Regions from separate parts of the Homo sapiens genome. Here region 2 is linked to region 1. A link is a loop called in an ENCODE intact Hi-C map of the cell type or tissue named here. Cell type or tissue: GM12878. All regions are shown on one strand. Links, peaks and the distances in the headings refer to the core of each region. The heading gives the core; the rest is flanking DNA.

Region 1 (16,424 bases), core at 5,287-13,286:
AAAGAGCATTTGCCCCTGTGTTGATGCTAGAGATGTTATTTCAGAAGGCAGCAGAGAAGCCAGTGATAGATAGGGGGAGTGTACATCATGAGACTTTCAAACAAGACATTGCTATAGCTGCCCTCACTGAAATGCTTCAGTGGAAGTTTAGGCTGTCTGATGACAAGGCTAGCCACCTAACTTCCTGCAGTTAATAAAACTTAAGTGGGAGGAGGAGGAGGAGAGGGAGGTTCCCTGGGTTAGGCAATAGGGGGAGCCCAAAGCATCTAAACTGGCTACGAGGTTATCCTCAGGACTTTGATGGACCTGCAGATGTGAACCAGGCTCAGAAGGGAAACTCCTAGTGTTGGCCTTGGGGCATTGGGTGCTAGGTGGAGCATGTGTGGCCCAGCTATATATAAGAGGTTCACTGGGACAGAGCCCTAGATGTCTGTTTAGCAAAACCACCTCCGATTTTTTGTTGTTGTGAACACAGTCATGTGCATGTTGACTATAGCAGTACAGAGGGGCTACCCCTCATGATTCTAATACTATGCCTAGCTCCCTGTTACTGTAGATAGACAAGGTCCCAAAAAGGCGTATTGAAAATTTGTGACATGCAGACATCTCTAAGGCATCAGGGCATAGAATGGGGGCAAAATCAGTTGAATTTTACATCACTCTGACTGACCAAAGGACAGGTGCTAGAGGACACCACTATTCTTGGACTCCACGGTAAGAAATAGGGGTTGATTTTATCACGTGGATCTTGAGCCCTCTGTAAGAGGTCAAGGAACCTCTCATTGTTCAAAAACTGGCAACATAGTGGCATTTGAGGATAAGAATGATTTAGTAAACTGATGATCCAGAAGAGTAAAATGGTACTTTGGGCCCTCTCTCCCCTTACCTCACACAAAATTGGCCTGGGCTCAAGACCAAATCCTGTTGTCTTAGAAGTGGCTACTATTCACGTGATAGCATCTCAGAACTGAAGGAGCCGGCTCAGAACACCTTTGCTCAGGCTTGAAAGAACCAGAAGGGTAGGGGAAGAACTGGTGGGGTCGGGGGTGGGGGAAGAGGTGCAGTGGTAGTGCCCTGTAAATGGGTCAGGGTGACAGTGAGGATGGGTGGTGACTTTTCCTATTTATATCTGGGTTCACCTTTCCTGCCCTGGCATTTTGGTGGAATGGATTTGTGATAAGGGGACCTGCTCCATCATCTCTGAGTTTGATGAGTAAGCATTTTCTGGTTCCCTTTTCTATTTTACTTCCAGTTTAAAACTTTTAATAAAGGGAAGAAGACCAATATTATTGATTCTATGCTTCGGATGTTGGAGCAATATTCTAGCAACTTGGAAGATTTGATTCGGGAGCGGACTGAAGAGCTGGAAATTGAAAAACAGAAAACGGAAAAGCTTCTAACACAGATGCTACCACCGTATGTGAGAACACCTGAGGAGTGTGAATCCTTATAACAGTGTGTTCTGTTAAAAAAAAAAAAGAGAAAGAAAAAAATTACCCATCAACTAACTGCTGCCTCCCCTTGTCCTGCACCTTCTCTTCTCCTAGTGGGCTTTAGTCACACCTTTAAATCAAAGTAAAATTGGAAACCAAGGGAGCAGAGCACACATCCTAATTTTCCACTACCTGTAGATCATGCTGGTCATTTAAGTTTTTGTGCTTGTTTTTTCTGTGTGTCACTTCGTGACTTTGCTAGGAGGTTGACCGATTAAAAGAAAGCAGTTCTTTGAGCTCCTAGAGGAAAGTAGCAAGGTCGTTTTTCCAGGTCTTTCCTCTCTTAGCTGAAAACCTTATCTGTTGCTACAGTTTCCAAGTTTTCCAGGGCACCTTACTTATTATGTTGTAACATGATCTTCTAGGAGATAATTAAGGAAACTAGCCTCATGAAAGGGCAATCACCTGGGAGCATTCCCCAGGGGTCTGAGTTAGAAGTATAGAGAGATGAAAACCCTCCACATGAAGGCACAGACCAGGTCTGTCCAGTGCTGTATTCCAGCACCTGGCACAGTTCCTGACCGATTGTAAGCACTTAACACTTATTTGTAGAATAAATGAACGAATTAATGTTTTCATCCATGTAACACTTTCTTCCTCATCATTTATTAGCAGTGATTTTTAGAGGTTTATTTGGTGTATTTTTAGCAGGTGTATGTGGCATGAAGGGGGACCAGTGTCATCTTAGGAATAGCTGTGTCTGCTTTTCAGATCAGTTGCTGAATCTCTCAAAAAGGGCTGCACAGTTGAACCTGAGGGCTTTGACTTGGTCACCTTGTACTTCAGCGACATTGTGGGCTTCACAACCATTTCAGCCATGAGTGAGCCCATTGAGGTCGTGGATCTTCTGAATGACCTGTACACACTCTTTGATGCAATAATTGGCAGTCATGATGTCTACAAGGTAGGTTAATTAGCAGGAAAATATATTCCATAGTGAAATTTTTATATGAGGCCCATCCATATGTATTCTAAAATTGAAGAATAAAATTTATGGAATATTGTTATTTAGGAATAACAAATTAAATAGTACACCCCTTCCATTGGTATATCACTGGAAATGAGAGCCGGGTAGAATGCATGTAATTTCCCAATTTACAAAATAGCAACTTTCAACCCAGCAAAAGATTGCCAGTCAGATTTCTTTTGAACTTTTTTTCTAGAATTGGGACTAAGAAGATGTTGGGACCAAGAGAGTTATTGCACATCAGTGGCTGAGTACTAATAGTGTAGGCAGTACTGTACTAGGCACTGAAGGGGATAAAGAGGAAGTATTGGTGTTTTGCCCATAGGTGGTGACTGCTACAGAGTTCATCTTGGTAAGGTTTGTGTAGATCTAATACATGCTATAAAAATTTGGTCTCCTCCTTCAGGTACTGTTTTATATGGAGAGAACTTGACATTATAGCAGGGAAATATTAGACTCGAGGCTCTTTGGGATTGCTACAGGGTAACCGAAAAGCTGCCTATTGGTCTGAGGTCTGGGGAAGTGATTAATTGTGGGGTGGCAAGCCCCTGTTCCCACCTTCTCTCACTCCTCCAGCCTTTGAATTTTCACTCTTTCTATTAGAGTTTGCAAAATGACTGCATTGACTAATTTTGATGCCATGCCTCCTTACCTTTTTTTACATATGTTGTCTTGTCTCTAGGCAAAAATGACGAAAAATCTCATAGCTGTGCAGGGACATTTCTACATTGTCTGCATCATGGATACTTGTCTTATTGATGGAGAAAGATGCCCCAGGCATCCTAAACTTTAGACAGCTTCTCTGTCCCAGGACCAAAGTAGAGCTGGAGAATGAGTAGCTCCATTCATTGGATTCTTCACAGTAGTCTGAAATGTTCTAGCTCTCAAATCACACACAAGAAAGTGTGTTTATCTCAGATTAGACAGGGCCTTTTCAGGTCAGATAGAGAGCCTCAGGGCTAGGCCAAGCCACCTAAATAGGGCTCAGAAATAAACATCATACCTGTCAATCAGCAGGAGCTGCAAGCTAATCAAGAAGCACACATGGAAACCACGATGCAGGAAAAATCCATGGAATCAGAGTACCTGTCTTAACTTGTTGAACTCAAGCAGCCTGAAGAGAAAAACAAATCACTGAAAGCTAATTCAGTTGAAACTAAAATCAAAGATGATTCAGCGTGGGCTGTAACACAGCTACTGGTTTAATCAATCCAGCTGATTCTGTTCAGACAATTGTTGGGGGTCTTAGCAATAGGCCATTAGATATTTTGGTACTTAATGGTTGCAGTAGGGAGTTAATGGGCTGTTCTCAGAACAGAGCAGGGCTATATAAATCCAAAAATGAAATTTATTTTTTTCAGCCCTATTTATTAAAAACAGCACAGTGCAAAGGAAATAAAAATTGAACCAGCAGCAAATGACCAAACTCATTTGTGTTTTTATTTTCTTTACCTGTAAAATTTGAATCACCTCCCCTGGTACTTGATAATCTGAAATGGAAGTGAGAAGGCTACTGTAGAATTATGAAGTTAGTGATTCAGTTTCAGTTTTCCTGCCACTATCTGCATCCCAATCGCACCCTTTTCTAAACCTCCTTTTCCCTCAGCACCCTTGTGTTGACTGACACAACCCACAATTTTCCACAGCAGTCTGTACACCAAGACCATGCATGCCCATACTCCCTGCTCTTCTAATCTCCTCATCCATATCCTTGGGGCCTCCTGGGTGACTGACTCATCAAAGCTAAAGGGTCAACAACTAATCTCTGATAATGGCCAGCCACTGACTTCCCCTTGCATGTAGCATTTACATTGTAATCCTTCCTTCCTGTGTGCAGGCTGGCATGCCTATCTGAGGGTAGGTATCCTTTCCTCAAATTGCACAAGGTAAGGGAGACCTTGGATGGAAACATGTTGAGGCAGAAAGTCCTATAGATTGAAAGGATTATTGTTATTGGCTATAGTAATTCATGATGAGGAGCCTATTGCTGATTGCTAAACTTCTTTCTCTGGAGCTGAATCATACCCACAGTTCCAGGGCTGGTTTCAAGATGTACCTATTTGATAATGATGATGATGATGATGATAATGTTGATGATGATGATGGTGATAGCTTGAACTAATTATATAGTATCATCCAATAGGCAGGTTTTAAATGCTTTGACATATATTAAATTATTTATTCCTTAGAAAACCCTACGAAGTTTTTACTATCATTATCACTATCTTACAGATAAGGATACTGAAGTACAGAGAGATTAAGTGATTTGCCCATGGCCACACAGTTTGTAAGTGTTGAATCTTAAATGCTAATCAAGATGGTATAACTTCAGAGTTTCATGTTCTTAACTGTTGTATTCTGTGAGTGCAGTTCTCTGGGAACACATGGGTTTTAACTGGATTCAAACTTGTAGTAACACAGTCTGACTGGCGCATTTCATAAAAAGTCCCTTCAGCTTAGTTATTTTTTGGATTTACCCAAAAAGTTTCAACTTACTGGTTATCTAAAAGTGAGCACACTTCTGTGGGGAAGGTGAGGAACATAGATTTGGCTTTATTTCCAAGTGTCCAGCCCTAACCGTCCCCTGCAAAGCAGTTGAGGGCCAGTACTGCTGCTCCTCAGGGAGGTAGCAGTAGGAGAGGAGGAGGTAACTGGTGGAAAGAGACTCAGTTCTCATACCCAATAGGCCTGCAAAACTAACTTCATCGTATTAGCAAGGCAAAGCAGAGGGAATGTTCTTCCTTTCCCCTTCCCTATATTTTCCTTAAGGCTACCCTAGCTTATTTACCCCAAATAATCTATAGAAACATTTGCTGGGAAGCATCATAGGCACTTTCTCCTAAGATGCTCCCCCATGGACACCCTAGGGACAGTCCCAGAAATCTCCCTTTTCTCTTCTCCCCAAATGTCTCAGAGCCTGGTATTTTTCTAAGGTCAATCAGGAGCCTGTGAGGTAGCTACACTTATTTCAGAATCTCTTGGTGTGGGGCCTAGACTTCAGTATTTTTAATAAAGCTCCTTAAGCAATTCTAACATGCAGCCAGACTTGTGGATCATTGACAGTCCCTCTCTGCCTTTCTCACTTTACAACAAGACCACCTGGCCTCCATTATACCCTTACAGCTCTGTGCTAAAAAGAAGCACAAATAAGTTGTTTGCTAATTCTATTTTTCCTAATTCCCAGGTAGAGACCATTGGAGATGCCTACATGGTGGCTTCAGGCCTCCCAAAGAGGAATGGCAGTAGGCATGCAGCTGAGATTGCAAACATGTCCTTAGATATCCTGAGCTCTGTGGGCACTTTCAAGATGCGGCACATGCCAGAAGTGCCGGTCCGAATTCGAATTGGCCTTCACTCAGGTAATAACCAGTTAAAGTAAGAGGAAACATTCTAATGCGCCTCTAGGAAGACTAAAAAAGAAAGGGAAAAAGATAGCTCTCCCCTGATTCCTGGCCACCGGATTATCCAGGTGTCCGGGCTGCATAATTCCTTTATGCCTACCCAAATTTACTCTCCTCCCAGTACCTGCACTAACACAGTGGGCAGCAGCTCCTTGTTCCAGGTACTAAACTCTTTTAATCTACCATTTTGGTTAGAGGCAATATTTCCATGTTTGACTATGCTACAAGATCAACAGGTATATGTTGTAGTTAGGATAATTCATTTAATTAATTAAAATCCCTACTTCTGAATTATTTTCCTCCCACATTCATTACCTACTAGCTCCTCTTGCTTCTGTATCCACTCCCCACCTTTTTCTCTCTGCTCTGCTCTTCTAGGCTCCTTTCCTTCCCCCATCCTTTTCACCCCTTTCCTACCAAACTTCTTTAAAAAAATGAATGACATCCACTGTGCCATTTCTTCACTGTCCACTCCCTCCTTAGCCCCTTTGCAATCTGACTTCAGTTCTCACCACTTTCCCCGGTCCTTGTCTGCCTTTACCTCTGCAGCATCTGGAATTCATGACAAGCCTCCCTAAAATGCTCCTCAATTGGCTTTTATGACATGCTCCTCACTCTGTGAATGCTGCTTTTCACTTTATTTACTGGTTCTCTTGACTCTTCCTGTTCTCTAACATTTTCTGCAAAGCTCTCAGTCTTGTGATCTTTTTGCTGTCTGCATGTCTCACCTCTAATTTATTACTCAACCCACAGCAACCTGACTTTCATTTCCTACCACTGTCTGATAATTCCTTTTGTCTCTAATTGTCCCTTATATTGGTCTTCTCCAGTGTTCTGTCAGGATCCACTGTTTTTCTCCTCCTACATACTCTCATGGGTGATCTCATTCATATCTGTGGTTTAACTACCACTTGTACGCTGATGACTTCCAACTCCACAGCTTTAGTGCAGTCTTCTCCCTTAAGCTTCAGCCTTCTATATCAAAATTCCTGCTGATATGCCCACCTGAATGTTCCACATGGACCTTAGACTCGACACATCTAAAACAATTATTTTTTTACCCATACAAACTTCCTGCTCTTCTTATATTTATTCTCTATTTCAGTTGGTGGTACCACCATTGACCTAGTTACTCCAGTTAGTCTTGAGAGTCATTCTCTTTGACTCCTCCCTTACTCTGACCTTTAACGTTCAACTAACTACTAAGTCTTGAACACTCTTTACCTTTTAAATATTTATTGATCTCTCTTGTCTCTTATTCACTCTCACAACCCAAGCCTGGGACACCAAGATCTCTTGCCTGGATCACTGCAATAGCATCTTCTTGCTTTCACTCTTGCCTCTTACCATCCATCCTTCTCATAGTCATCAGCATAATCTGTGTTTCCTTGTCTGTCCTTCCATTAGGCTTTAAGCTCCTTGGTGGCAGGAAGCATATCTTACTCATGTTTGTATCCAGAGTTCTTAGCACATAGCAGGCGTTTGATTTTTTCTTTTAGAGAAAAGCCCTCATCTGTCATTTGTGCTTCAGTTTCACATTTCCAACCCCCCTCAGCATACCTCTTCTTGTAGGGTTCACCATTATTTCAAATTTAACATATTTAAAACTTCAAGTCATCTTTTCCCACAAATCAGCATAAACTCACAAGCTCATGGCAATTTTCTCATGGTTGTCAATCAGACAGCCAATAAATCTGTTGATTCTTTTACGTCTCTCTTATTACTTCTTCATGGCCATCCACTTCTTATCATTGCCTCCTTTTAAGTACTTTGTGCTTGGATTACTGCAGCAGCCATCTGGAGGGTTTTCCTGGTTTTACATTTTCCCCTTTCAATGCATTTTATACACTGATCTGAGAAAAAAGATCATGCAATTCCTTGCTCAAAATTCTCTAGTGGTTCAAGATCCTCCATCTTGTACAACCCACTTAATCCAACCTTGTCTCCAGTTTCTCGTGAGCCATGTGAACTAGGCAGACTGTTCTCTCTAAGAGCTTCCCAAATTCCCTGTACAATCCCAACCACAAGCCTTTGATTTATGTCCCTTTTCCACTGTTCAAATCCTACTCACCCATCAAGACCTAGATCAAATCCTACCTTCTCCACTGGACCCTTCTTGATTGAGTCAGGTCCTAATAAGCACCTCCTCCCATTTTCTGAGTTATTATAGCACCTCTGTCTGTGCTTCTTGCCTCAGCCATATGTTGTCTTGGGTTACTGCTTAATTGCTTCCTCTTTGATAGTATCTTCTCTTCAATTAGACTATAAATTCCTGGAGAACTGAGACTATGTGTTACATTTCTTTTTTATTCCCCTTGGTGCCTAGCCGTAAAAACAGAGCAGAAGGCCAGGCATGGTGGCTCATGCCTGTAATCCCAGTACTTTGGGAGGCCGAGGTGGGGGGATCACTTGAGCTCAGGAGTTCGATACCAGCGTGGGAAATATGGTGAGACCCCCTATCTCTTTTTAGGAAAACAAAATCAGAGCAGAAACCAGAAAGTTGAAGGTGAAGAACTTTCTGGATACTCCCAAACTGACTTTTCAGTACGGCTGCTGAAGTTTTCTCAATTACCTTGAACACTTAACACAGCCATATTAAAATGTAAGAACAAAAAATGCTAAATGCAAAATATCCTTTGATTATATATACATACTGCTTTTCCATGCCCCAACACAGATAATTGAAAGTCAGCTCTATTTGTTTTCAGATTTTTGAAATGTTTTAGAATAATTCTCTTGATAGACACAGTTTGGGAACCAGATAAACCCATGAAAGCCTTTCTTCCAACCCTAAGGCACAAGAAAAAGTCACATTTTTTTCCTTACAACAAACATGTTTGGACCCTGAATCCCTGCCCAGGCCTTTCTGGTTTGGGTTTGATACTTGTTTGTCCCTGTTGACAAATATAAGCATCTCAGGTGTAACTGTTACGTGGAACAAAGGTATACATCAGAAGGGCAGTCATGTCTGCATTGTTATAAATTTGCTTTCTTGTAGGGCAAAGAGTTCACTACTCATTGTGTCTTTCTTCAGATTCACAGAGCTATATGATGGCAACTTTTATTCTTTTACAAAGATACATTCCTTCCTCTTTGCACTATTCCTCTATTAGCATTGGGTGCATACCTGTTGACTGTAATTCCAACCCCCTGATACTCTATAGGGCCGGTTGTTGCTGGAGTGGTGGGCCTCACCATGCCCAGATACTGCTTGTTTGGAGACACTGTGAACACAGCTTCTCGGATGGAATCTACAGGCTTACGTGAGTACCTAATAGAGAGATGGATAGGATGGCACCACTCTGCTATTGAGAAGGTGATTCTTCTTCAGAGAGGTGAAAGAGAGCAGGATACTTGATGTTTCAATGTTTTAAAGAAAAATAAAAGATAATTTGAGAAGATTAAGATTTATCACGGATTTTCCTGGTCTCTAATGGCAAACCAGTAGGGGGTGATGTTGGACTGAACATGTACCTTTCTTTCTCTAGAAATGAAGCTGTAGCTAAGTGACACCAAAACAGCCACTCAATTTGATAAAAACAGCTAAAATAGTATTTTGGGTAAAGAAAAAAATTGGCCGGGCTTGTGGGTTTGTGGGAGTCATGTTGAGAAAAGAACTACATAAGGGACTAATATTTTCCATTTTTCAACTAGTTTGTGGAGACGCACTGAAGCCAGCTGCCTCCCAGCTGGCTGCTGTTTGCTGTTGCAGTCCCCTTTTTGAACCAGTTAGGACCCCAGGAGTTCTGGCTTCATCAAATAGCCTCTACAATTTAGCTAGCAATAATCCCTCAATCCAAGTAGCTTGGAATTCTGAAATAATTTATTGCAACTTCCCTGTATATAAAACCCTTAGCTTCTATCAAAACAGACATACTATCAAAGATACCATTTCTTCTCTGCTTCTTTGAAAAGAAAACTGTACAAACCATATGCCATTTGTCTGTTGTTTGTAAGATGCTGGCTCAACTCTTACTCGGTTATTTACTACCACTACAGAATCACAATGTGCCTTTTGCTTATATCATGGTTGAGCAAAGCATTTTTTATGCTACTATAGGAAAAGCATAGAGAATAACATTAAATTCTATATGCAGTTTTCATTTTTCATGGATTTTGTACCAAAAAAGGGAAGAAACCACTTAAGCCCTTAGAAGGGCTTAACTCTGGCAAGACGAGTTCTTCCCAAGCTTCAGCACTGTACTCAAACTAGTCCCTGATGTTATGGTGGACTGTATCACAGTGGGTGGTGCCCTGTCTGACCCCACTTCCCATCACTCATGTGTAGAAACAGGCTTACACAATGGGTCCAGTCTTAGTCAATCTAGCCTGTGCTGCCATGATTAAGGAGGCAGTATGGAACTTAGAAGCTGTTGTCAGAATAAATTTTCTGACATCTGGGAAAGTCTTCAAACTCCTTAGATATGGCAGAGGCCATGGAAGTAGTCATCCAGGAACTGCTGCATTAATATAACTTTGCATATGACTTTACTCTTGAAGTGCAACCCAAGATGAAGTGAAATTTATCATGGAACTGCAATGCAGATTTGGCACAGTATTCTGGACTGATGTAAGCTTGTAGAAGGCTGAAGTCATATTCTGGTCTGAACCAGGGAAAACTCCACACATTTCACATTGGAAATACAAAGTTGAGACCAGAAATTGAATTTTGAGATGTAGACAGCACCTTGCCCAGTGATCAGCTAGAACGAAGAAAATGGAGTGAATCACCCACAGCAGGTGTTTATTAAGCACTGACTGTGCAAGGAAGTTATTGTGAAGCATACAAAGAAGTATACGCGTGTGCTCTCTGTGCTAAAGGAGCTGGTTAATGTGCTTTTCTAAAAGCTAATGACTATGACCCAAATATGACATTAAGCTCCACAACTGAATGGAGATCTGTAGAGAGGTAGCCTCTCCTCACATTGGATATGAAATCAGGACATGTCACATATCTATTAATAAAAAAATTATTTCATCAATATCTCCTTTGTGCTCAGTTGAAACCACTGAGATTCTGGAATGGAAGTGACTCGTGACCCAGTCCTGGAGTGATTCTCCCTACCATACAAGTGGATGGTGGTTGGTATGAGCTATCTCTCTTTTAAGCTGTGTGTTCCCTACCATCAAGATTACTCTACTGAAAGGCTCCCTGAAGACCAGATGCTTGTGGGATGCACACATAGGACTGGCTAGGAATATACTGGCTGGGCATGTGTATTTTAGGAATAGGTCAACCTTTTTTGAGTAAGGGCTTTGGATGATCATGAGTTAATGAGGAAGGCACAAACAAACAACAGTACTGAGCTATCAAGAGAAAGAAAGTCACTGTGAGTATACACAGCAGAAACTCCTTGCAGTTCTCTCCCGCCATGCCTTCCTACTCAGGTTGTAATCAGCTTTTTTTTTAAAAAAAATGATTTTCTCAAGCATGTGTGAAAACTAGCCTTGGACTTTTATTTAAGACTCAACCTCAACAAGGTCTCACTTCATAGGGTGACAGTTTTTAGAAATGTCAAGGATCTTACCTGAGTGAACAAGTGATTATTCTTAATCAAATAATTACCCTTAGGTTCTAAATAAAATTTTAACGTGGCAGTTCCCTATGTAAATCTCTTATCCCAGATTGAGATCATTGGTTAGAAAATAGTACATTCATGTGTAAACACAGCTAGGTGCCCCCACCCAAACGTCAGCTATAAATGTACAGTCTTCATAAAATATTTGTTGAAAGAGTTCTTGGGATATTTCTCATTGATGTTTTATTTTTAAGTGTAGCAATGTTGAGAGAGAGTTGTAAGAATGCATATGGAAAAGACATCATTTTGCCTAAGATATGTAAAGCATGAGAGTTCAGCCATAGTAGCAGCCTGTGAAAGAAGCTGCTGAAGTCAAGCTTTCTTCAAATGACGTCACGTTTCAGCTGAGAGCACAGTAGATGCTGGTTTCTCCATCTCAACCTTTGAGTTAAATTAACACCTTTCTATTGCATGGCCTTTCATTTAAGATAGTGTCTAGGAGGCTGATAGGTGCTACAACTAATGCCTTATTTCGGCCTGGTGAAGAAGGCCATCACTCCGTCTCCTCCTCTTGTGAAACCCTAAGTAAACCTCTCTCAGGACGTTGCTAATGGTCTAGTTCATTTACAAGTGAAGACATTTATTACATTGACATTTTCTCATTAATTTTGCCAGTGAGAAAGGAGCCCAAATCATGTCTCTCCTTCTTTTGCAGCTTATCGCATTCATGTCAGTCTCAGCACTGTTACAATTCTTCAAAATCTGAGTGAGGGCTATGAAGTGGAGCTTCGAGGAAGAACAGAGCTCAAGGTATAATGTCTTTTTGTTTTTTGAGCCAGACTACTTGGATACACCTGCTTCTGGAGAGGTCATGGTCTGCTGAAAGAGTTTACCTGGGAGTCTGAGACTCAGAGCTATAACTTGGGCAGAATCTTCAGCCCCATTTGGGGTTCCCAAAAGATTGCTCCATTTTGCCTCAATTTTCTTCTCTTTAAAATATGGCTACAGTGGGGAGGAGTATTGAGATTTTTTCTGCATTTTTCAGACTGTAAGTTGTATCTTTCTCTCTTAAAGAACTGCACAGAATTTGGCTTTCCAATGAGCTGCACTATTATTTACATTTTCTAACCTACATTTTTTCACTCTTTGGCAGTGCCAGACATTGTTCAATAAGCCATAGTAATTGTGAGTTTGGATTTTCTATTCACTTTCTCAGTGGCCACCCTTCCTGGGTGAAAGGCACCCATTGGCACACTATTTGCAGAGAGACTTTTTCTTTCCCTAAGAAACCAGGAGGAACAAAGTCAGTTTCTATGAAAGGCAAACATTTTGTAGCCCCTTTTTCCCTGTTAGAGTTATCACTAGACCTGAGATATAGGATTAGAATAATTTTAGTTTTCTTTTTTTGCCATTTCCACTGTGTTCTATTTATCTATTTCTGAATGACCAAAGACCACCGGTTGACCCAGTTGTAAAAGAGCTCAGTGATAAAATAATGTAACTCCCTCATTTTCAGATGAAAACCAAGGTCCAGAGAGGTGAAGTAGTTTGAGCAGGGTCACACAGTCAACTGATAGCAGAATCAGGTCAAGACTCAGGAAGCCTGACTTCCTTTTTAGTGACCTTTCCATGACACCATGCTGCATAAAGATGATTTTCTCAGTGACTATTTTTGGGCAAAGCAAGAGCAGGGCACTAAGTGATGCACAATTAGCTTCTGACTTTGGCATTCCTTTTCTAAACAGTGGCAAGTTACATGTAGCTAGATTTCAGATGTTAAAGTTTGGAAGGTCTAACTCTAGTTGACAACTTCCTCCTATGGCTAGTCCTAGTTTTTTCCTTCCAATAGGTCATTAGTATCTTCCAGGAGGTTGGATGAGTCACTTACAAGGGGACAGAGGCTCCTTTCCCACCTCTTGCAGAGAACTCAGACAGTAAAATGTTGGGGACAGGGATATTACTTGGGCAGCGAATCTAACTGTCCAAAGCTTTTGTGATCCTTCTATACATTCTGTCATATTTCAACAGAGGAGTAGAAATGCAGCTTGGTTTCCTGAAGACCTTTTCCTCTGCATTGCTGGGCAGAGGCCCCTCATTTAAAAGCTGAAGGGTTGCCACTTTTGAAACTGAAAAACGAAAATGCATCCCTGTCCCAATGGTTTTTATTGTCCCACAAATTCAATTCAGGAGCACTCACATCTTTGGGTGTTTCAAGTACAAAATCAGGACTTAACTTCAAAAGGGCCCTTTGCAGCTTCATGGTTTCCCCAACCCCAGGGAATTTGGGAACATTTCACAGCAAGTTGGAAGAAGAGCCTTTCTCTGATGCCACATTGGGCCTGGATTATTGTTGTGGCAGGGTCCTTATGAGGAGGAGACATTAAGAGGGAAGAGAAGAGGGCGCCTCAGAGGAAAGGAAGGGGCAAGGGAACAAGGAAGAGGAGAGGAAGTAAGGCCCAAGGAAAGGTCAGGAGAGGAGGAGAGATCCTTTCTGTGTCTGTACCCTCTACCTCCCCACCAGAAACAGGTGTTGTACTTTGCATCATAAGGGCTGGGGCACATGGGGTTTCTGGTCCACCAGGGACATGCAATATACCCCCAATAAGACCATGTCGCCAGCACACTTCAGAAATTCTGATTCAATATTTTCACTCCTCATCCACTCTGTGCTACTGGAAGCAAGAGTTGCTCTAGTACATGGGGCAGAAATATCACATTTGATGGTGAGCCCGGTGTGATTTCAAAGTTGATGGCTAGAAATGTCTTTTCCTTCCAGCTGACTGATGTTTGAAATTCCTCCATTAAAGCCTTTTCTCTTGGGCTCAAGGTTTATATCCAGTAAGAACCTTCTTCCCTCCACGCCATCTCCTCCACTAGGTTGATGACACTTTACGTTATTTCCCTTAGTGGAATCAAAAACATGGATTAATTGGGTGAGAGAGGAGAACATAGGGCAGTTGAGTAATTGGCTGGGTTGAGGTTACAAAGAAAGAGACCAAAGTGAGGAAGCTGAAGTAGCTTGGGGGAGGACTCATTTAGAGATGAGAAGCTCAGCCTCTTGGGCCCACTGCCCATTGCCCACTTCAAGCCCCTCTTGTACTATACAGGCAACAAATTATCAATGCCTAACTGGCCAGTTCTACTTTTTCAATATTTCTCGCCTTGTGGGCTAGTGATAAATCACTGTATTACCTTTTCTCGTACATGAGTCCTGTTTCAGTCACTATTTTTCTGACAAGTGTGGGGCTCCTTGCTGAGATTTTTGTATATATCTAGGCTTATCAGCTGTATTTACCAGAAACTTTTAGGTAGATTTACATTCTGGGGAGACTTTCTCAAATGACTGCTCTTCAGCCAGTTTATGTTGTTGCCAGAGGTGGACACTTTAAAAATATTTTGTAATTTTTTATTGTAAACTGACAATTAATAATTGTGTACTTTATGGGGTACAAAGTGATGTTATGATTTATTAATACAATGTGGAATAATTCAATCAAACTAGTTAACATAGCCATCACCTCAAATACTTAACATTTTTTTTTTGTGGTGAGAACATTTGAAATGCATTCGTTTAGTGATTTTGAAATGTACAGCATTATTAACTATATTCACCATGATATGCAATAGAGCTGAAAAAATCACACATATTCTTCCTCACTGAACAGATTTTGTGTTCTTACACCATCATCTGTTCATTTCACCCACCTTTGGCTTCTGTAACCACCATTCTACTCTCTGCTTCTATTAATTCAATTGTTTTAGATTCCAAATATAAGTGAAAACATGCAGTATTTGCCTTTCTGTGCCTGGCTTATTTCACTTAGCAAATATTCTTCAATTCCATTCATGTTGTCACAAGTGATAGAATTTCTTTCTTTTTAAAGGATGAATAGTATTCCATTGTATGTATACACTAAATTTTTTTTATCCATTCATCTGTTGATAAACAGGTTAATTCCATAACTTGGCTAATGTGCCTAGTGCTGCAATGAACATGGGAGTGCAGATATCTTTTTGACAGACTGATTCCAATATTTTGAGTAAATACCCAGAAGTGGAATTGCTAGATCATATGGTAATTCTACTTTAACTTTTTGGAGGAATCTTCATGCTGTTTTCCATAATGGCTGTACTAATTTACATTCTAGAAGTGGGCACTTTCTGAACTTGTCTTTGAATTCTGGGGTTAAACAGTATTTGGTTCTCAGGTTCCTAAGTATTAGTATTTGTTTTATTTTCCCCAGTCTTTCCCACTCATATCCCAACCCCAGCATACACACACAAGCAGTGTGTGTATGAGCATGTCTATGAGCACACACATGCACACAGACAGGCAATTAAGAAATAGTGAGATTGTACTGACAGATCCATGAAGGTCAGAAAGTTTTGCCTCAAATTCTTGCCCCATCACTGACTTAATGTCTGACATCAGACAAGTAATTTCACCCTCTCTCTGTGCTTTCGTTTGTCCACATAGAGGCCTCATCTGACTTGTGGTTATCAGGAAGCTCATTAATCTCACAAGCTTCAAATTTCCCAATAGTTGCTTTTTGGCCTCTAGATCTGCCTTTTGACTCCAGTGTGTTGGAGAAGCTTTGTGGTATGGAAGGAAGAGCATTTAAAATTTGGTGTCTAGTAGAGCTGGTTTCAAGTCCCAGCTGTGCCTATTTATTGACAAGTCATTTAATCTCCAGGAATCTCAGTGTCCCCATTCGCAGAATGAGATTAATAATTAACCTACATTCCAGATTTTTGTGAGGATTAAATAAGATAGGAGATACCAAAATGTCTCATAAGCATCATGCCAAAGTAAGATGCTCTTATATGGGGGATCTCTAGGACTGCTTGGGGATTGATATTGGGTCAAAGAGTTTGGTTCAGGCTTTAGTTGTTGCCATACTTGTTTTCTCTCTTTTTCTCCCTTTAGCAAAATTGTGGAAGTCAGGTAGGTAAACAGAGAACTGGGATTCTAAGAATTCTTTTGGATGGACTCCAAAACCTCAGAGAGCCCCTGGAGCTCCCCTGCATACTCTTTGATTTGGAA
Region 2 (16,424 bases), core at 2,749-10,748, 200 kb after region 1:
GTGGAGAGTTCTGTAGATGTCTATTAAGTCTGCTTGGTCCAGAGCAGAGTTCAAGTCCTGAATGTCCCTGTTAACCTTCTGTCTCATTGATATGTCTAATATTGACAGTGCAGTGTTAAAGTCTCCCACTATTATTGTGTGGGAGTCTAAGTCTCTTTGTAGGTCTCTAAGAACTTGCTTTATGAATCTGGGTGCTCTTGTATTGGGTGCATATATATTTAGGAAAGTTAGCTCTTCTTATTGCATTGATCCCTTTACTGGTATGTAATGCCCTTCTTTGTCTCTTTTTATCTTTGTTGGTTTGAAGTCTGTTTTATCACTGACTAGGATTGCAACCCCTGCTTTTTTTGCTTTCCATTTGCTTGGTAAATATTCCTCCATCCCTTTAATTTGAGTCTATGTTTCTCTTTGCACTTGAGATGGGTCTCTTGAATACAGCAGACCAATGGGTCTTGACATTTTATCCAATTTGCCAGTCTGTGTCTTTTAATTGGGGGCATTTAGCCCATTTACATTTAAGGTTAATATTGTTTTGTGTGAATTTGATCCTGTCATTATGATGCTAGCTGGTTATTTTGCCCATTAGTTGATGCAGTTTCTTTATATTCTCAATGGTCTTTACAATTTGGTATGTTTTTGCAGTGGCTGGTACTGGTTGTTCCTTTCCATGTTTAGTGCTTCCTTCAGAAGCTCTTATGAGGCAGGCCTGGTGGTGACATTATCTCTCAGCATTTGCTTCTCTTTAGAAGATTTTATTTCTCCTTCACTTATGAAGCTTAGTTTGGATGGATATTAAATTCTGGGTTGAAAATTCTTTCCTTTAAGAATGTTGAATATTGGCCCTCACTCTCTTCTGGCTTGTAGGGTTTCTGCAGAGAGATCCACTGTTAGTCTAATGGTCTTCCCTTTGTGGATAACCCAACCTTTCTCTCTGGCTGCCCTTAACATGTTCCCTTTCATTTTACTCTTGGTGAATCTGATGATTATGTGTCTTGGGGTTGCTCTTATCTAGGAGTATTTTAGTGGTTTTCTCTTTATTTCCTGAATTTGAATGTTGGCCTGTCTTTCTAGGTTGGGGAAGTTCTCCTGGTTAGTATCCTGAAGAGTGTTTTCCAACTTGGTTCCATTCTCCCCGTCACCTTCAGGTACACCAATCAAACATAGATTTAGTCTTTTCACATAGTCTCATATTTCTTGGAAGCTTTGTTTGTTCCTTTTCATTCTTTTTTTCTCTGATCTTTCCTTCTGCTTTTATTTCATTAAGTTGATATTCAATCTCTGATATCCTTTCTTCCACTTGTTCAACTCGGCTATTGATACTTGTGTATGCTTCACTAAGTTCTCGTGCTGTGTTTTTCAGTTCCATCAGGTCATTTATGTTCTTCTCTAAACTGGTTATTCTAGTTAGCAATTTGTCTAACCTTTTTTCAAGGTTCTTAGTTAACTTCCTTGCATTGGGCTAGAACATGCTCCTTTAGCTCAGAGGAGTTTGTTATTACCCACCTTCCAAAGCCTAGTTCAGTCAATTCATCAAAATCATTCTCCACCCAGTTTTGTTCCCTTGCTGGCAAGAAGTTGTGATCCTTTGGAGAAGAAGAGGTATTCTGGTGTTTGGAATTTTCAGCCTTCTTGCCCTGGTTTCTCCTCATTTTCGTGGATTTATCTACTTTTGGTCTTTGAGGTTGGTGACTTTCAGATGGGGTCTCTGAGTGGACGTCCTTTTTGTTGATGTTGATGCATTTCTTTGTGTTTGTTAGTTTTCCTTCTAACAGTCAGGCCCCTCTGCTGCAGGTCTGCTGGAGTTTATTGGATGATCCCTCCAGACACTGTTTTCCTGGGTGTCACCAGTGGAGGCTGCAGAACAGCAAAGATTGCTGTCTGTTCCTTCCTCTGGAACTTTCTTCCCAGAGGGGCAGCTGCCCAATGTCAGCCAGAGCTCTCCTGTATGAAATGTCTGTCTGCCCCTAGTGCGAGGTTTCTCCCAGTCAGGATCAGGATACACAGGAATCAGGGACCCACTTGAGGAAGCAGTCTGATTCTTAGCAGAGCTCGAATGCTATGCTGGAAGATCTGCTGCTCTCTTCAGAGCCGTTAGGCAGGGAAGTTTAAGTCTGCTGAAGCTGCTCCCACAGCTGCCCCTTCCCCTGGGTGCTCTCTCCTAGAGTTATGGGATTTTTATCTATAAGCCCCTGACTGGGGCTGCTGCCTTTCCCTCAGAGATGCCCTCTCCAGAGAGGAGGAATCTAGAGAGACAGTCTGGCCAGAGTGGCCTTGCAGAGCTGCAGTGGGCTCCACCCAGTTCAAATTTCCTGGTGGCTTTTTTACACTGTGAGGCTAAAATCGCCTACTCAAGCCTCAGCAATTGCAGACGCCCCACCCCCACCAAGCTCGAGCATCCCAGGTCCATCTCAGACTGCTGTGCTGGTAGTGAGAATTTAAAGCCAGTGGATCTTAGTTTTCTGGTCTCCATTGGGGTGGGATCCACCGAGCCAGACCACTTGGCTCCCTGGCTTCAGCCCTCTTACCAGGGGCATTAATAGTTCTGTCTCGCTGGAGTTCCAGGCACCACTGGGGTATGGAAAATAAAACTTTTCCAGCTAGCTTGGTGTCTTCCCAAACAGCTGCCCAGTTTTCTGCTTGAAATCCAGGGCCCTGGTGGCATAGGCACTGGAGGGAATTTCCTGGTCTGTGGGTTGCGAAGACCATGGGAACAGTGTAGTATCTGGGCCGGAGTGCACCATTCCTCATGACACAGTCCCTCATGGCTTCCCTTGTGTAGGGGAGAGAATTCCCTGACCCCTTGTGCTTTCTGGGTGAGGTGACATCCCACCCTGCTTCGGCTCACCCTCTGTGGGCTGCACCCACTGTCCAACCAGTCCCAATGAGATGAACTGGGTAACTCAGTTGGAAATGCAGAAATCACCCACCTTCTGAGTTAATCTCACTAGGAACTGCAGACCAGAGCTGTTCCTATTCGGCCATCTTGCCAGCAATCTGGGAAAAACAATATAATATTTTCTACGGTCAGATTGCATGTGTGTGTGTGTGTGTGTTCCATATAAGCTGGAACACACACACACACACACAAACCTGACACCAAAAGTTTTCAGTGGGGAAGAAAATAGAACGGGAATGATTTTTCTCTTTCTCTATCACCATGATTGTTCCCCACTGTTTGTCTTAGCTTTTCCCCATCACTCTCAGTCTCTCTTTCACTCTAAGTTTTTCTCTCTATCTTTCTGTCTCTCTGTGTATATCTGCCTCCCACTCTATTTATTTGTATATATCTCTCTCAGTCTCTCAGTTTCAATCATACTTTCTCTCAATTTCCCCCTCTGGATGTGTATATATGTATATGTGTGTGTGTCACTGTTTCTTGATTTCTCTTTTTTTCACATTCCATCATTGTCACTCATTGTATCTCTTTCTCTCTTCTTTCTCTGTGTATGAATATGTTTATCTCCCTCTCTGTATGTTTATGTGCCTCTCACTGTGTGTCTCTATATATGAGTGTGCATCTATTTATGTCTGTGTTTGTGTCTTTGTGTGTTTATCTCTTTCCATGGGTGTCTCTGTCTCTTTCTCACACCACACTTACTCACTAGGCCTGTCTCCTAGGCCTATCTCCTAGCCATAGAGGAAACAAAGCAATATATTCTGGAACACTGCACCGATTCAGAAAGAAGTGCAGTAAAGTGGAAGCTTGCTAGATAAGCATAGGAACACCTTTCACCCTCATTCTGCTTGTTCAACTCTCAAGACAATGATGGTCTAAATGCAAATTGCTACTGAGGTTTTTTCCAAGGCCATTATTTTTAAATAAGTCAGCAGAGCTATCCTTAAATATTGGACAAAGATGAGGATGCTTACAAAGTATGATTTGAGAAAGCCCACACACAGCAAAATTTGCCGTAATTCTGTCATGCTATCTTTAGTGACTCATTTCATTAGCTTCAACATTGCCTCCTTCTGACTTTTCTCTTTGAAAATGCAAATGTTCTCAATGAGATATTAGTGGCTTATGAGAGGCAGAAGTTTCTTCTGACTACCTAGAATGGTGTGTGCATGCATGTGTTATATGTGTTTGTGTGTGTGTGTGTGTGTTATTGGAGGTGAAAGAGAATAGAAAATGGAAATAAAGAAAATTAAAGAAAAAATAGGAGATCCACTATCATTCACTGGGCAAACTTGGCCAAGTCACTTAGTTTCTGTAGACTTCAGTCAGAAAATGTAGGGAAGTAGTGATAAGGGAGTGGATTAGGTAGGCTTCAAGCCCCTCAACCCCGACTTTAATTAGAAACTCACCCCTATTACCAGGTCTCTGTATTGAGTTTTCAAACAAGATTTTGATTGAAGAAATTTAAAGAAAATAAGTTTGGAAAAAATTACTGGACTAGGTAAACTCTAAGTTCCCTTTCTACTCAGAATGTCTCTGATTCTAATCCTAAAGCCCAAGCATAGGACTACCTCCAGAAATTAGATATAGCTCATTTAAGAAAATGTATAGTAAAAGGGGATGCCAAATAATTTCATTGGTCAGTAATTCTTCAATTTGTATACTTAACTACCTTTGTTGTACTCTTTTATAAATTCCTTTGGTCATTTGACAGATTTATCCATGCTTTCTTGTAAGCATAAATTTGTAAACAAAATCCCATTTTCCTGTTGATTTACATTTTAGAGTCTAAAGTGAATATACCCACAGAAAAGATAAGAGCCTCAATATGAACAAAAACACACTTAGAATGCAGCTTAGCTTCATTTTAAAGCAGAAAACAAAAGAACAAATATTTTTCTGAAAAATATTAGTCTGTGTCTGCATCACATACAATTTGATTATGCCACCATTAAAATATCATGTTAATTTGGCATTTGGGGGAATAAAGGGGGGCACCTGGACATGGTCATCTTCCTAAAGTGTAAAATAGAAATCATATTCTCACCTCCAACAGTCCATAGGACATTTCCCTTTGAAATTTGAAGGCAACGGCTTTCATCTGACTTTGCCTTGAAAGTTGCCAGGTATGCATCACTATTATTGAATCCAGTAGCTTCACCCCATTCAGTAGACTCTGCTAATGAATCCTTGTGTTCTTTCCCATGCATGGTGTTTGTATGAGCTGAAAAGCATAAAAATTCAGAATAGTTGTTGGAAATAGCTTCATGACCCTGTTCAGCATTTCAAGTGACTTTCCAATAAAGTTCCCTTTAAATGTACTTCTAATGGTTTGTAAATAAAAGCTGTTCCCTTATCTCCCCAGCTTTGGCCTGCTGAACAATGTCAAGGAATCTTTCTATGAATCATTTGGGGTAAAGCTGAAGAATCTAATAATTGTAAGAAGTAGTCTCTAATTTGTGGCTTTTAGGAAATGTAGTTTCACATCAATTGACTCTTCCTGTAGCTGAAGAAAATCCCCAGAAATTCATATAGTTTCATAATAAGGCACATCTGTATTCTGAGTGCCTGAAAAGCCCTCTAAGATGCAAGCCAAAATATAATGCAGTGTTTCTTTTTACCAACTACTCACATGTCTCCACATTGTCAGGGATTGGGGGGCCAGGATGCATGATAATTCAGCAATCCTGCCCTCCTAATGATTCAGAGAGACCTTGGTAGAACACAGCAGCTATCTCTTTCCATTGCTGTTTAGTTGTCCAGGGAAAAATATTGCTGAGCTGTAAGAAAGATAAAATGAGGGAAGACTAGTTTGATTTGGTGGAAAATGTTAATGATAAGCTATTTGAAAATAAAATAAGTATTTTTTCAAAATTTTCATACATAATAAGGTGAAACAGGCTAACCAAGGGCTTCCTAATAGGACTTCCTCCAGGGATCTGCTTTCAAATACTGGTAGGAAGTTTAGCTAATTAGCTTAACAATTATAAATAAATGAAGGGAGTACTTTTAAAGTATTGAACAATGCATGGAAATTTTAAAGAATTTTATAAATCTTTGCAGGAAAAATTTGTTTACCATTGTAATTAGCTTGGCAAATTGGCTTCTTAGAGTATAAAAATAAAGTAGGCTGGTTCCTTGATTTTCACCAATTCCAAATTAATGGATTCCAAACTAAGGTCATTTGACTACATGCTGCCCAGCTTGTGTTCATTCAGTTCTTTCCCCTACACCTCTGCATCCCCACCCATAACTAATGTAACCCCAACAGGGTATTTTTTTCATTAATAGTAACTCTTGCATAGAAAGAAATTAGAGAAATGAGTATTTGTTGTTGGTGTTGTTCACCGTTACTCCTTCTGGAAATTGATTGAACAAAGCACTCTTCCTCTAGGCCACGTGACATAAGAAAGTGGGTTTGAAATACTGGACCCTTCTAATGAGATTGTACCTATATCTATGATGAAAAAGTTCTCTTCACAAGCTTATTGTGTACACAAGAGAAATATTAGCCTACTTCAGTGTGAAAACCTCAGCAGCAGCATTTGTATCCCCAAACTGAATGTCCTAATTATAAATGAGCCATGTCTATTTGTCAAACCACTTACAGATCTCTGAGATGTATAGCTTTGCCTTTTATCCTCTTGTCTCAGTCATTGGGATTACTTTATGTACTTGAAAGTAATGAGATTGCATTTTCCTCTCCAAATATCCTATCACTCATACTTTTCATTTAAGGCAGACTGACCTTTCCCCCCAATTAGAACAAATTAGTGACGTTTTACTTCATCTCAAAACCACTGAGCCATTGTAAGGGCAGAGTCGATGATGGGGCCCTAATGGGGCCTTGAAAGATGAGCAGGAGAAAAAGGAACAGAGAAAGCAGGACTAAAAGAAGTAGGGGTAGGGATTCAAGGGATGGTGAAGAGGGCAGGTGGTAGTAGTAGTGTGTAGGACTCAAAGGAAAGTAAAGTAAATGAGGGTGGGGTGACCTGGAGACAAAGGAGAAAAGCCTAGGGATTGCAGAGCAGGTAGGGTGTTAAGACTGCAAAAGAAGAAAAACAGACAGACAGGTTGTGAGGTACATTGAGCCTCAGAATGGGAGGACACAGGAAGAGTAGTGAAGGGGCTGCCCCATCTGCTTATAAGTGACTCATTTGCTCCTGCTCTAAGCAGGACAAAGCTCTAGCTTACTAACTGGCTGTCAGTATTTCTGTCTTACTGCCTTTTCTCTTTCATTAATAATAGTCATACATTAGGATAAATAGGTAGATAAGAGGTTGCCCAAGGAGCAATAGTTTTGTTAAAAAAACAAAGGATGGTATCAGAGTCAGACAGTTTTATATTAGATTTACTGTGAAGTCTGGCAAGCTATCTAATTTCTCAGAGTTTCACTATCCATATTCATAATTAAGGGCAAAAAATGCTACTCTCTAATGTTGTGGCTAGTATCAAATTAAATCTTGTATAGGCAAGGGCCAAGCACAGGGTCTGGCATGTAGTAAAGGCATAATAAGTTAGCCCTGGATACTCGCAACAACTTTTACAGATAATACAAAACCATGTGTAGCCCTTCATTGGTACTGTCAGATAAAAATTATAGGAGTCCATTGTTTTGGACTAAGCTTCTGCACTATGCCCCAACGGACCAGACTAAAAACAAAATGGAGTCACCCACGCTAAAGTTCCACATTACCAAACACGAACTAAGTTGTTATCTGACTTTCCCAGAAATCAGGAGAAAGAGGTAACTGCCAGTTTCACACACAAGCCAGTTTAAATCTTCAATTGGCATCATGATGAAGTTCCCTCTCCTTTTATCCTTACCAAAAACAGGGTAGCTTGAAGTAATCAATGTTAACTAATCAGTTATTTTTCTACTCTTCTGTCTCCCTGTCCTCATCTTATAAGAAATGCATCTTTGAAATAACTATTACTCTTGTTCTTTCCTTCTGTTTTCTTCAGCCCTTCTCCATCTATAAACTTCTTCTCTTCATCTTATTTGAACACTTACTCTATTTTATGAATTAATGTCACCCAATTCTAAGATCATAAATAAAGCCAATTGAGATCTTTAAATGAAATTTGTTGTAATTTTTTCTTTTGACCCATCCGGAGGCCCTGAAGGGATGTGAAAGAGACTGCTGAAGACCTGAGACCCCTTGAGGAACACAGGAAAAGGCACTGCTAAACCCATTTTCTGGAGGGCATACTCTGTCTTCCTCTTGGATCCCCAAGAGTTTTGAGTAAGTTTCTCTCAGATCTGAGCTCTGCTCTCTTTTGCATTTGAGCTCTTTGATATACTCAGCTTTGAGTGTACTAAGTCTAGTTTGTGCTGTGAGAGAGTATTTGATTTTGTGATACCTAGGATTAGTTTGTGCTGTGGCAGGGCACATGACTTTTGGATTTGTGGTGGCTGACAAGTCACTGGCAATGGCTGCATATTTTGCTGTCTCTTTGGAGATGTCTTCTGTATGGTTCCATAAAAGGTTTGAGTTAAGCTCGTAAGAATATGGCTGGACAGAAATGTAGGTTGCACCCAAATTTCGGCTGGCATATGGCCAAACAGAAATTTGGATTGCACTCCATTTGCAGATAGAGTAAAGGACTGCAGTTTTAAAGGTAACTGACAGCAGTTGCAGTAAGTGGTTATTACTGTATGGGGCATAAAGTCTGGCTTTTGGAATTTGCAGATATGTGGGATCTTTTTTCTTGCAGGCTTACTTAAGGGAGGCCTCAGATATCTGACTGCTCAGACAGAAACTGGAAAATCATTGGTGAAGTTGGTAAAGAAGATCTTAGATCTAAAGTCATTTGGGGTCTGAGAGACCCGAGATCAAAATAAAAATGAGATTTTTAATTTTGAAAGATCTGAGTACTCCATCTTCCATTAGACTTGCCCCTGTTTTTGTGTATAAGATTTCTGGCCTTGGAAGCTACAAATATTTATGAAACTGGCAAAATCTTCCAAAAGATAATTAAGAATTACCATGGCCATTATGTGGAACATTCCAGATGAACAAGTCTGTAAGAAGAGCACTTGAATCCCAAGCCTCCCAAATTACACAGAAAGAACAGGATTCTTGTTGGCATTCAGAAGCTTCAAAGAGACAATAGAATTTTAACATAGTTTTTTAAAAAAGATTCATTGCAAAAACCTAATAAAAAGCTAAAAATGCAAGGTATTTACCATACGAAGGATGATAGAACTGACATGACTCCTACCACTCCCCTTTATCCTACTTTGCTTGAATATTCACAGTGTACTCCTGAATATTCACAGTCTACTCTCTGTCTGAATTTCCTTTCTTCTCTGAAAAAAACAAACATTTTTCTTATAAGACTAGAATTACCCCAAAATTGGAGACAATCCCCAAGTGACTTACAGTCCCCAGACAAAAATGGAGCTCAGGGCCATAATTTAAAAATACCCTAAAATTAAGGAAGACTTTCAAAAGTTATCTAAAGGATTCAGGGTCTTAATTATAACTTATGACCCATGATACTTGCTCTATACCAACTAATACACATGTTAGTGGGACCTGAGAAAGCCCAAAAGTGGATAAAAGAGGCAGAATATTATTCTCTTGAGAATGATAGCAAGGACCTGACAAGCCCTACTTGGTCTATTTATGGCCCAGGCAAAATCCAAAAGATCTTAAATAACCATTTGAAAGCCATTCCCAAAGTGTTTCAGTTCATGGCAACCAACAACCTAGAATAACTTTTAGGCCTGCCCCAGGGCACTTTTCCAATTAATGACCCCTAAAACACCAGTTTCCAAAAAATTGTTGCCATTCCTAGAAACAACTAGGACACTGAAAGAGGCATTGTCCCCAGAGATTTTGAGGAAAGCCCCTAAAAGAGGCTGCCCACCTTCTGATAATCTTTATGTTAACCACCAGGACCAAAGGTCCTCTGGGGGAAGCTCCAGTAAGTTTCTACCAGTTTTTCTTTGGCCTACTCATTAATGAGCTTCAAGTTGAAGTCTAGCTAAGAAACAAGAAAAGTTGAAAAGACTGCCTATCAAATTAAATGGTCTCCAAAAGACAACTTCCAGACAATTAGGTAGCTACTTTGAAACTCTTTGTAAAAGAAATTTACATCTGTATGGGAAATCTCCATTTGTAAGGGTATTTCCCTCTTTGCACCTAAACCACTAGAAACTTTTACAATAGTAAAGATATTGGACTTAAAGTTCACATAACAAACCTTACCTTTGTTTAAGGTACTTCTCTGATCATCTTGTCTTAATTTGACCTTTACATATGCCTTTCTTTTTCTTTTGGCAAATAACAGTGTTTAGATCTGAGTTCTACAAATTATTTAACTTGTTTCATCTGGGAAGGCATCCCTTTGAAAGTACAAATTCAGGGTTTCCTAGCTAGCAATTTCTTGGGGCAATGGAATAGGTGATTGAAAGAATGTCTAACATTCACATGCTGCAAAAATGGTTAACGGGGAAATAACATGAGATAAAAACTAGTTTTGTTTAATGTCTCATAGAACTTTCATGAATAGTTTAAACATAGTTATTAAAAACAAGTAAAATAGCTATAGATGTTTATAGATAAACTCTTCAAAGTTTCAAAAATATTTTTGGTAACTTGAAACCTTAAAGTGAAATTAAGTAATAGATACTCATTTTCATGGACGTCTGTGTGAAGAGACCACCAAACAGGCTTTGTGTGAGAAATAAAGCTTTTAATCACCTGGGTGCAGGCGGGCTGAGTCCGAAAAGAGAGTCAGCAAAGGGAGATAGGGGTGGGGCCGTTTTATAGGATTTGGGTAGGTAAAGGACAATTACAGTCAAAGGGGGGTTGTTCTCTGGCGGGCAGGAGTGGGGGTCACAAGGTGCTCAGTAGGGGAGATTTTTGAGCCAGGATGAGCCAGGAAAAGGACTTTTACAAGGTAATGTCATCACTTAAGGCAAGGACGGGCCATTTTCATTTCTTTTGTGGTGGAATGTCATCAGTTAAGGTGGGGCAGGGCATTTTCACTTCTTTTGTGATTCTTCAGTTACTTCAGGCCATCTGGGCGTATATGTGCTAGTCACCGGGGATGCGATGGCTTAGCTTGGGCTCAGAGGCCTGACATTCCTGCCTTCTTATATTAATAAGAAAAATAAAACAAAATAGTGTTGAAGTGTTGGGATGGTGAAAATTTTTGGGGGTGGTATGGAGAGAGCGAATGGGCAGTGTTTCTCAGGGCTGCTTCAAGCAGGATTAGGGGCGGCACGGGAATGTAGAGTGGGAGAGATTAAGCTGAAGGAAGATTTTGTGGTAAGGGGTGATATTGTGGGATTGTTAGAAGAAACATTTGTCATTTAGAATTATTGGTAATGGCCTGGATATGGTTTTGTATGAATTGAAAAACTAAATGGAATAAGAGAAGGAGAAAAACAGGTGTTAAAGGTCTAAGAATTGGGAGGACCTAGGACATCTAATTAGAGAGTGCCTAAGGAGGTTCAGCATAGTCCTGCCAGCAAAGATTATTTACTTTAAGAGTTAAGAGTGGCAGTTTGGGGATAGCACCAATATCAGCTGTGATGGCTTGGAGAAACAGTGTAAACCGGCAGTGTAAACAAAAGCAGGGCATGTATGAGTAGTTGAGAACGGTGAATAGGAGTATGACTAGACAGAAGATAGTAGGGATGACAAGTTTTTTGGAGCACAGTCCAAATTGGTCTGGTGTCTGGAATGAGACTGGGGCCTAATAAAAAGGAGTATCTATACAGGAGCTCAAATGGGCTGTACCCTGTAGCATTCTGAGGACAGGCCTGAATTCTGAGAAGGGAAAGTGGTAAAAGTATTGTCTAGTCCTTTTTAAGTTGGTGGCTGAGCTTGGTGAGGTGTGTTTTTAAAAGACTATTAGTCTGTTCTACTTTTCCTGAAGACTGAGGACTGTAAGGGATATAAAGGTTTCACTGAATACTTAGAGCCTGAAAAAATGCTTGGCTGATTTCACCAATAAAGGCCGGTCTGCTATGGGACTGTATAGAGGTGGGAAGGCCAAATCGAGGAATTATGTCTGACAGAAGGGAAGAAATGACCACGGTGGCCTTCTCAGACCCTGTAGGAAAGGCATCTACCTATCCAGTGAAAGTGTCTACCTAGACTAAGAGGTATTTTAGTTATCTGACTTGGGGCATGTTAAGTAAAGCTAATTTGCCAGTCCTGGGTGGGGGCAAATCCTCAAGCTTGATGTGTAGGGAAGGGAGGGGGCCTGAATAATCCCTGAGGATTAGTAGAATAGCAGATGGAACACTGAGAAGTTATTTCCTTGGGGATAGATTTCCACGATGGAAAGGAAATGAGAGGTTCTAAGAGGCGGGCTAGTGGCTTGTACTATAGCATAGTCTGCCTTTGCTGGTGTGTGGCAATTAGGCCTGGTGGAACTGCCATCAATAAATCAAGCGTGATCAGGGTGAGGAATGGGAAAGAAGGAAATATGGGGAAATGGGGTGAATGTCAGGTGGATCAGAGAGATACAGTCATGGGGGTCAGGTGTGGTATCAGGAATAATGTGGGAGGCCGGATTGAAGTCCGGGCCAGGAACAATGGTAATTGTGGGACTTAACAAAGAGTGAGTACAGCTGAAGGAGCCAGGGAGCAGAAAGTATATGCATCAGGTGTGAGGAAGAAAATAGATTTTGGAAGTTATGAGAAATGTAGAGAGTGAGTTGAACATAGTTTGTGATTTTTAGGGTCTCTAAAAGTATTAAAGCAGTGGCAGCCGCTGCACGCAGACATGAGGGCTAGGCTAAAACAGTAAGGTTAAGTTATTTGGACAGAAAGGCTACAGGGTGTGGTCCTGGCTCTTGTGTAAGAATTCTGACCGCACTAACCATGCCTAGGAAGGAAAGGAGTTGTTGTTTTGTAAAGAATTGAGGTTTGGGAGATTAATTGGACATGATCAGCAGGGAGAGCACGTGTGTTTTTATGAGAATTATGCTGAGATAGGTAACAGATGAGGATGAAACTTGGGCTTGACTGAAGTAATGGGGTCTGTCTGTGAAGCCTTGCGGCAGTACAGCCCAGGTAATTTGCTGAGCCTAATGGGTGTCAGGGTCAGTCTAAGTGAAAGCGAAGAGACGCTGGGATGAAGGGTGCAAAGGAATAGTAAAGAAAGCATGTTTGAGATCCAGAACAGAATAATGGGTTGTAGAGGGAGGTATTGAGGATAGGAGAGTATATGGATTTGGCACCATGGGGTGGATAGGCAAAACAATTTGGTTGATAAGGTGCAGATTCTGAACTAACCTGTAAGCCTTGTCTGGTTTTAGGACAGGTAAAATGGGGGAATGGTAAGGAGAGTTTATAGGCTTTAAAAGGCCATGCTGTAGCAGGCGAGTGATAACAGGCTTTAATCTTTTTAAAGCATGCTGTGGGATGGGATATTGGCATTGACGGGGGTAAGGGTGATTAGGTTTTAATGAGATTGTAAGGGGTGCATGATCGGTCACCAAGGAGGGAATAGAGGTATCTTATACTTGTGGGTTAAGGAGGGGGGATACGAGAGGAGGATGCGAAGGAGGCTTTGAACTGGGGAAAAGGTGGCAATGAGGTGTGGCTATAGCCTAGGAATAGTCAGGGAAGCAGCTAATTTGGTTAAAATATCTCGGCCTAATAAGGGAACTGGGAAGGTGGGGATAACTAAAAAAGAGTGCATAAAAGAGTGTTGTCCAAGTTGGCACCAGAGTGGGGGAGTTTTCAGGGGTTTTGAAGCTTGGCCGTCAATACCCACAACAGTTATGGAGGCAAGGGAAACAGGCCTTTGAAAATAAGGTAATGTGGAGAGGGTAGTCTCTGTATTGATTAAGAAGGGGACGGACTTACCTTCCACTGTGAGAGTTACCCGAAGCTCAGTGTCCGTGATGGTCTAGGGGGCTTCCGAGGCAATCAGGCAGCATCAGTCTTCAGCCGCTAAGCCAAGAAGATCTGGGAAGGAGTCAGAGAGCCTTGGGCCAGAGTTCCAGGGGCTCTGGGAGTGGCTGCCAGGTGAGTTGGACAGTCCGATTTCCAGTGGGGTCCCACACAGATGGGACATGGCTTAGGAGGAATCCTGGGCTGCGGTCATTCCTTGGCCCAGTGGCCAGATTTCTGGCACTTGTAGCAAGCTCCTGGGGGAGGAGGTTCTGGAGGAACCCCTGGCAGCTGCAGTTCAGGTGTTTGGAGATGTGTGCTGGAGACGTGGCTGGGGTTTCTCACAGTGGAGGCAAGGAATTGCAACTCAGAAATACATTGCTACTTGGCTGCCTCTACTCTATTACTGTACACCTTGAAGGTGAGGTTAATTAAGTCCTGTTGTGGGTTTGAGGGCCAGAATTTAATTTTTGGAGCTTTATTTAATGTCGGGAGCAAATTGGGTAATAAAATGCATATTGAGAATAAGATGGCCTTCTGACCTTTCAGGGTTTAGGGCTGTAAAGCATCTCAGGGTTGCTGCCAAATGAGCCATGAACTGGGCTGGGTTTTTATATTTGATGAAAAAGAGCCTAAACGCTAACTGATTTTGGGAGAGGTCAGATAAAGAAAAAGGAGCATTAACCTTGACTATACCTTTAGCTCCAGCCACCTTTTTAGGAGGAAATTTCTGGGCAGGTGGGGGAAGGCTAGTAGCGGAATGTAACTGTAAGCTGGACCGGGTGTGAGGAGGGGAGGTGATAAAAGGATTATAGGGTGGGGGAGCAGAGGCTGAGGAAGAATTGGGACTGGCTTGGCCTGGTGAGGAGGGGAGAAGTCAGATGGGTCTGTAGAAAAGGAAGATTAGAAAGACTCAGCGATGCTTGGGGTTGGGACTGAGGGGACAGGTGGGAGGGAAAGAAGGAGGATCTGGGATGAGTCACATTGGGAACAGAGACTAGGGAGGGAACAATGTATAAAAGAATGCCTGGATGTCAGGCACCTCAGACCATTTGCCCATTTTATGACAAGAATTATTTAGATCTTGTAGGATGGAAAAATTGAAAGTGCCATTTTCTGGCTATTTGGAACCACTGTCAAGTTTGTACTGGGGTCAAGCAGCATTGTAGAAGAAAATAAGGCATTTAGGATTTAGGTCAGGTAAGAGTTGAAGAGGTTTTATGTTCTTAAGAACACAGGCTAAGGGAGAAGAAGGAGGAATGGAGGGTGGAAAGTTGCCTATAGTTAAGGAGGCAAGTTTAAAGAAAAGGGAGAGTAGAGACATGGAGGGAAGCGGTTCGGGGGTTCTTACCCTCCAGAAAAGCAGGAAAGGGGTTGGGGCACAGAGATACAAGGTCAGGGCATGGAAATAAGGGATCAGGGTGCAGAGATATAAGAGGTTGGGGCATGGAAATAAGGGATCGGGGTGCAGAGATATAAGAGGTTGGGGTATGGAAATAAGGGATCGGGGCACAGAGATATAAGAGGTTGGGGTGCAGAGATACAAGGTTGGGGTACTTGCCCCTCCACCAGAAAAGTGGGACTTGCCCCTAAGGGTGAAGGAGAAGGGGCTGGGGGTTTCTTGCCCCCCAGAAAGGTGGAGAAGGGGTAGAGACATGGAGAGAAGGGGTTGAGGTACTTGCCCCTCTCCCAGAAAAGCAGGACTTGCCGCTAAGGGTGAAGGACCAAGGCAGACGTCCCTGTGTGGTCTGACACCTCTGAAACGTGGGTGAGTAATCAGAGAGGTGTCCCTGCAATGATTAAACACCAAGGGAAGGCTGCCTTCCCAGTCCGTGACCGGCGCCGGAGTTTTGGGTCCATGGATAAAATGTGTCTCCTTTGTCTCTACCAGAAAATGAAAGGAATTGAAATTAAGAGAAGGGAGAGGTTGAAGAGTGGAAAGGAGAAAGTGGTTGAGGGATAGTGAGAGAGGTTGGAGAAGAGAGTAAGAAGAGGCCGCTTACCCGATTTAAAATTGGTGAGATGTTCCTTGGGCTGGTGGGTCTGAAGACCTAAGGTCATAGATGGATCTTTTTCACGGAGCAAAGAACAGGACAGGGGATTGATCTCCCAAGGGAGGTCCCCCGATCTGAGTCACAGCACCAAATTTCATGCGCGTCCGTGTGAAGAGACCACCAAACAGGCTTTGTGTGAGCAATAAAGCTTTTAATCACCTGGGTGCAGGCGGGCTGAGTCCGAAAAGAGAGTCAGCAAAGGGAGATAGGGGTGGGGCTGTTTTATAGGATTTGGGTAGGTAAAGGACAATTACAGTCAAAGGGGGGTTGTTCTTTGGCGGGTAGGAGTGGGGGTCGCAGGGTGCTCAGTAGGGGAGATTTTTGAGCTAGGATGAGCCAGGAAAAGGACTCTTACAAGGTAATGTCATCACTTAAGGCAAGGACCGGCCATTTTCACTTCTTTTGTGGTGGAATGTCATCAGTTAAGGTGGGGCAGGGCATTTTCACTTCTTTGTGATTCTTCAGTTACTTCAGGCCATCTGAGCGTATATGTGCTAGTCACAGGGGATGTGATGGCTTAGCTTGGGCTCAGAGACCTGACACTCATTACATGTCTGAATCATTTCGAAATAAGTTAAACTAGCAAACATTAATTATTAAGCATAAATT

What was found. Hi-C counts contacts between places; a loop is a spot of excess contacts. Peaks named below come from ENCODE experiments on the same cell type or tissue, not always from the same donor. Only the 100,000 strongest peaks of a DNase experiment are listed, where the experiment ranks them.
Region 2: a loop joins it to region 1, with 3 times the contacts of the local background. A loop is called at or near these places in 1 of 110 quality-filtered maps.

What each region holds. Positions count from the first base shown.
Region 1 is chrX:109,377,884-109,394,307 of GRCh38, reverse strand. GUCY2F (guanylate cyclase 2F, retinal) reads left to right here. Exons shown (of 20, transcript NM_001522.3): 13 at 1,253-1,416; 14 at 2,205-2,397; 15 at 5,645-5,819; 16 at 9,026-9,124; 17 at 12,096-12,190. Among named protein-coding and RNA genes, the nearest start is that of GUCY2F, 96 kb to the left of the region's middle. In GM12878, for the core only: a CTCF peak has its summit at 9,319 (motif pointing right); no DNase peak of the experiment used is centred there.
Region 2 is chrX:109,178,278-109,194,701 of GRCh38, reverse strand. No RefSeq gene overlaps it. Among named protein-coding and RNA genes, the nearest start is that of GUCY2F, 300 kb to the left of the region's middle. RefSeq lists enhancers at 9,635-10,202, 10,770-11,337. In GM12878, for the core only: no CTCF peak of the experiment used is centred there; DNase peaks (open chromatin) are centred at 6,799 and 9,801; H3K27ac peaks cover 390 bases.